2 separate regions of the Homo sapiens genome follow, and region 2 is linked to region 1. A link is a contact called in ENCODE Hi-C or POLR2A ChIA-PET data. All regions are on one chromosome and are shown on one strand. Each heading gives the region's core, a stretch centred on a gene start or an enhancer-like site at or near the end of the contact. The rest is flanking DNA. Distances are from core to core; before and after follow the strand shown. Region 1 overlaps ANK2 (ankyrin 2). Region 2 has its middle 290 kb from the start of ARSJ.

The links. A loop is a pair of places that touch in the nucleus more often than their neighbours do. ChIA-PET counts read pairs that join two places held with the same protein, here RNA polymerase II (POLR2A). Pooled maps may share reads with other maps.
Region 2: a loop to region 1 is called in a pooled map, with 2.2 times the contacts of the local background. The contact joins two enhancer-like sites. A Hi-C loop is called at or near these places in 1 of 168 maps with a recorded cell type or tissue (ascending aorta) and 4 of 50 pooled maps. POLR2A ChIA-PET finds 5 or more read pairs at or near these places in 1 of 52 experiments (activated T-cell).

Annotation. Positions count from the first base shown.
Region 1 is chr4:113,381,794-113,384,765 of GRCh38, forward strand. ANK2 (ankyrin 2) reads left to right here. Exons shown (of 46, transcript NM_001148.6): 46 at 1-1,943. Among named protein-coding and RNA genes, the nearest start is that of MIR8082, 230 kb to the left of the region's middle. Within about 2 kb of position 1,543, at least 5 of the 41 ENCODE cell types and tissues checked have a DNase peak (open chromatin) inside an H3K27ac peak, as active enhancers do.
Region 2 is chr4:114,270,997-114,273,755 of GRCh38, forward strand. No RefSeq gene overlaps it. Among named protein-coding and RNA genes, the nearest start is that of ARSJ, 290 kb to the left of the region's middle. Within about 2 kb of position 1,460, at least 2 of the 41 ENCODE cell types and tissues checked have a DNase peak (open chromatin) inside an H3K27ac peak, as active enhancers do.

The sequences.
Region 1 (2,972 bases), core at 293-2,792:
ATCCTCTTTAACTATAAAGCTAATTTGTGACCAAAGATGGCATCCTTCATACTGGATGCTGTATCCAATACTTTGTTGTGTCTGTGCTAACCTGGGAACTGGCCACCTCCATTGTTCTTTGCTTCTGCACAAGATCCATGAAAATCCATTGATCAGAAGAACTTCACCTGCAGACCTCTTCAAGTGACACTATGTAGGAATCCTTCCAAGGAATATCTATGTACAATGTATATAGCTGAAATGCTCAGATGAACAACATATTAAAATTAAAACCACTGCCTATTGTAACTACACTGGGCATCAGAATAAAAGGCCTCTAGAAATTGCTGAACAATGGTTAATTAAGATATTGCTAACACAATCGAGTGATAATACAGTTTTACTGCAAAAGAAGCACTTCAAACCTATTATGTCCTTAGAACTTCCAGAGTAGCCACTGCTCCCAGTTAAAGGTGGGTCAGTAGCCTTGCAGAACTGTCCTGAGAAGTTATTGCTGGTGCTGGCCAGCCATGGCTTAGGACTCCAACAGCCACTCTGAGGGAGGGGAGAAGGGAGCAGAGGCCACGCAGAATGAACCGATGGGGTATTCAGTTGCTGGCAGCTACATTGTGTGGCATTCTAGCATCTTCAGGTCTTTAGATCTTGGACAAGTTGGCAGGGTATTTTAAAAGCTATAACTACTGTAGTTTTCCAGTTTTCATTGCTGCTTTAGCAAACCACGCTGTCTTACAGTGGTACTTTCTTCTGGCCACTGCACTGTAGATAATTCATTGGAAACAAGATTTACCCACTACATAAAAGGTTAAACTCCTTCAGTATGTTGGAGTGGTTTCTTTTTTTTTTTCTTTCTTTCTTTTTTTTCTTCAGGTTTATATCTTCTCTAATACCTGCATGTGGCGTTTAAAAATCAAGACCACGGTCAAACCCCTCTTCTAATCACATTAATTGTTTCCATTCTTTTTACCCTGAGTGAGCACTTTTCACTTTCCAGCTAGGTCTGTTTTTCAGCTTGCAGACAAGATTGAGAAATCCTTGAAAATTTGGTTTTGGTTAAAATTTTTGGTTTATTTATTTGAAATCCACACTCCCTTGGAAACTCTTAAGTGCATTTGTGCACTTCTGTTTGTTTGTCTCAAAGAAGGGACTGTAACAATCTGAGTAATTTCCATGTCCTCTTCCTTATTCCTCTAGTGGTTGAAGCTGTGTAGCATTTTAACATATATATATTCACAAATATATTCATATAAACAGTATACATTTTGAATCAGTCATTTGTTAAAGAAAAGTATATTCAATGAAGATGAAATTTAAATAAAAAAGGACAGAGTCTATCCTCCAGGGATTGAACATTTTCCAATTATCTGGTCTTTTCCTGTTGTGCAAAAATGACTCATTGCTCCGAATGTCAAAAACAAATGCGACAAACAATGGCACTTCATCATTTAAAGTAATGTTGCCAAGAGAAAAAATTTCCTGGGAGGGAGGTTTCCCACAAGCCAAATCTCCTAAGCCTCAAATGCTAGCACTTTTTGGCAGTTGGATAGGAAATGAGACATTCTTTGGCAGCCAAAATAAGAGAGGCCGATGGTGAAACTTTTTGAGACACCCTATGGCCTTCTTGTCAAAACCTTCACTGGAGCTCAAGAAAAGCATTTCTGTTGTGTTATTTGCAGTGCAGATGATGTCTGTGTAACAACATAATGGTTATTCACCTTTTTTTGATTTTGATTTTTGCTGTGTTATCAAAAACTTGAATACTGTGAGAAGAAGTGAATTTTCAGTTGACGAATCAGCATCTTGTTCCCATGGTGATAACACTAATTGAATATATCTATGAGGGCATGTATTAGTTAATGGAAAAAAAAATACAACACTAACAATACATAGCTGCAATGTGTACAATGGCTGATTTAATTAAATAAAATGTACAAGTGTTAAATGTGGCAACGGTGATTTGTTCTTCTTTATCATGAATCTGTGATTTCAGGAGAATAAGAGGTTTTAAAAAGTTGAGCTAGACTTGAAACCAACAGAAAGACACAAATTGCTTTTTTTCTTATGGTTTTTATTTAGTCGCTGAATATGCTATATGCCTGGCACTGGATTAAGCACTGGGATAAATAGATTTTGCCTCTGCCCTCAAGAAATTCTTATTGTTCTTGTTATGCAAAAGAAGAAAATGAGGATTTTTGTTTTGGATCACTACTAAATGAAAGAAAATAGGAATTTGGGGACTTGCAGGGGATGAGAAAGGGTAAGTGGGATTGGCAGCACAGCAAGACTGGTTTGGTTCTCTCCCATGAGGCCATGGCTGTCACTAAATACTTTCTGTCTTTGGGAACAGCAGTTGGCTCTGGAGTTTTCTTTCTGTCTTAGAGCCTGAGAATTTAAAATTAAATGGATATATTAATATAAATAAAGACAGGGTAGGACTATGGAAAATCAAAATCAGTTGTGTGTGGAGAGTTTTGTTTCATTTTTTGAAAAATCCCTTTACTGTTGCTTTAATATTTTTTACAGTAAAAACAAAACAAAAAAGACATGATTTAGAAATTGAGTAGGTTTTATTTAAATCTTATCTGGTATGAGACAGGAAGCTCACTGGATCTGATTTCTATCCTTGGTTGATTTACAGGTCTTCTGAACTTAAAATACCAATTATGCTTGACATTTTTCAAAGAAAACAGTTAAAAATAATTCCAAAGTAGGAGTGTCTGTGTGATCATCTCTCTCCTTCTCATTTGTTTAATGTGCTGTACTTTCTACTTACAGGAACTCTGGGCTTGTGTTACTTTGGGTTTGATTAAGGAAATCAAAGCATCAGAGAAGATTCAATGTCTTCTCATGTTTAATTATTTGCTGTGCAAAACCCATTTTTGTAAAAGAACTTCAGTGAGTCATATGCCGTTTTACAGAAGTATATTTAAAGGTAGGGTGGGGGAAACTTCCAGACTGAGAGAAGATTATGCACC
Region 2 (2,759 bases), core at 210-2,709, 890 kb after region 1:
ATTTTCACACTCTTTATCAACTAAAAATGGCCCATAGAGCTTTTTTAAGAACCTTCATTTAGAAAGGTGAAAATGAAAGTTAACATTATGTATTTTAAGCCTTTAAATCTGTAATATGAACTTTATGAAGTTAAAGGATGATTTTCAGTTAAAAGAAAGAAGGTCCTGGAATAAAAAAGGAATAATGTCAACAAAAGAGGGAGTGATCAGATTGAGTCATGAGGGAAATAAGGAAAGGGGAAAACAATAGAATTGGTTTGGGGTTAGTCAATAAAATAACTGAACAGATGATACAATCAAGACTTCTAGATAGTGAAAGAAAGAAAGAAGATCAGTGAATAAAGTCAACAGAAAGACAACCAGTGGAGAAAAAAAGAAAAACACAATATTTCATGGGCTTTATAAAGACCCAGAAAAAAATATCAGAGGTTTAGAACTGAGAATTTAGTTTTTTACTTTTGTTTTTTAAAAGAAGCATTGAAGTTATCGTTCACCTCAGTCACCTCAAAATTTAATTATATCACCAAGGAAGTGAGTACTATAACACATGCAGTAATGGACCTAAGATTCTTTAAAAGATCTTTTCACCAGACATAAGCCCTAAAAAATTTCTGTCATACAAGAGTAAGAAAAACAGAAGCCAAAGTAACCCTAAAAACTAAGCATCTGTTTAAAGAGTTTTAAAAAACATTTTGTTGTTGTTTTGTAAATTGTTTACTCCACAGTAGTCTATCATATTTAAATTCAAAATAGAGAAATAATGTATTAAGGACTATTCATGATGCCTAATAATAATTAGTTTCCTTTACTATTTACTTTGAAAGACCTACTGAATTTTTCTCTCTATTGTTTCTTTTCATGGAAAGATGACTAGGAAGGTCATTTTACCATATTGAACAGATGGATGAAATAATTGAGTAATATTGAATGCTGTACTTACTGGCTAATCTAGCAAAATGGATTTAATATTTCTATAGGGCTAAGGGGCATCATATTATTTCATTACTTTTGTTTCTGGAAACTAGAGTTTAAGTATTTAAAACAAGTCAAAGTAGGCATTGAAAAAAGTATTGAAAAGCTGTGAGGCATGTTCCCTGTTCTGCAAGGCTTTCAATTAAGAGCTCTTTTATTTCTTGGGATCTAATATACCCAATTTCATTTTGTGTCATCAAATCACGTTCCAATGATTTTAGTATGATTATGGCGTATTGGATTTAGAAATGTAAACTAGATGAACTGAGAAGAAAGTATGCTACTGAAAATAAATTATTACAAAGAATCCATGTAACTGCTCTGGGTTGCAATTTCCCAGGACAATTATTTCTTTTTGGCCAAAAATTTTTAAAAAAATAAACAGGAAATTTTTTGACCACTCATGTCTTTTCTTTAGTCAAAAGTCTCCTGTGAAAGTAAGGCTTGTCTTGCAAAGTTATTCCTGAAGCAAATTGACTCAGAGGGCAGCATGACTTATGGTACTGTTACTTTGTATAAACAGTTCTGTCTTATGAGTAATGCTGGGTGAGGTCATGATTTTTAAGCACTTATGGTTTTTGTTGAATCCAATGAGTTTGACAAAAAATACTTCAGGAAGAAGTCAAATTAACATGCTACATTCAAAGGGCTTTACACTTCTTACATATTTACTAATATTGATGATTTTCACACTATGAATTTTCAAGAAACTTAGGAAATCTCTCAGGTAACAGGCATGGTGGCAGCATTCAGTAATATAGATGAGGGTTCAAGAATTGTGTGATTTTGGTTTAGTCATTTCCTCCAGAAGTCAGTTTCTTGTATTATAAAATGAGGAAATTCAGGCCTATACATCTAAAATTCAAGTTGTTTTATCTATGCATACAAGTTTTAAGGCAATTTTAATAAACTTTTAATTTTAGAATAAATGTAGATTTACAGAAAAATTGTGAAGATAGTATATCTTGTTACTCCTGCTGTTCATATCTTACATTTGGTATATTTGTCATAACTAATGAAATAATTGATACATTGTTATTAACTGAAATCCATACTTTAATTAGATTTCCTTTATTTTTACCTAATGGTCTTTTTATATTCCAGAATTCCATCCAGGATATCATATTACATTTAGTTGTCATATCTCCTTGGGCTCTCTTGGCTGTTACAATTTCTCAGACTTCTTTGTTTATTATTTTTTTTAAATTTTTAAACTTTTAATTTTTTAAAAAAAATTATGGATACATAGTAGGTGTGTACATTTTGCAGAACTGTTTACAATAGCTAAGATTTGGAAACAACCTAAGTGTCCATCAATAGATGAGTGAATAAATAAAACGTGGTACATTTACACAATGGAATATTCAGTCATTAAAAAAAAATAAGATCCAGTCATTTGCAGCAATATGGATGGAACTAGAGATCATTATGTTAAGTGAAATAACCCAAGCACAGAAAGACTTCCTTATTTTTGATGACTGGCAGTTTTGAGAAGTGTGGGCTAGGTATTTTGTTGAATTTTTCTCTATTGGAATTTGTCTGAGATAGTTCTTATGCCTGGTTTCAGATTATAGGTTTTTGGGAAAAGAATTTACAGAGGTCAGGTGTTATTCTTATCACATCACATCAAAGGTACATACTGTCAACATGATTTATCACTGATGATGTTGGCTTTGATGACCTGGCTGAGATAGTGCTTTTCAGATTTCTCCACTGTAAAGTTACTCTTTTTTTCTTCCCCTTTCCTATGTTCTGCTCTTTGGAGGAAATTTTTATGTGTAGCCCAT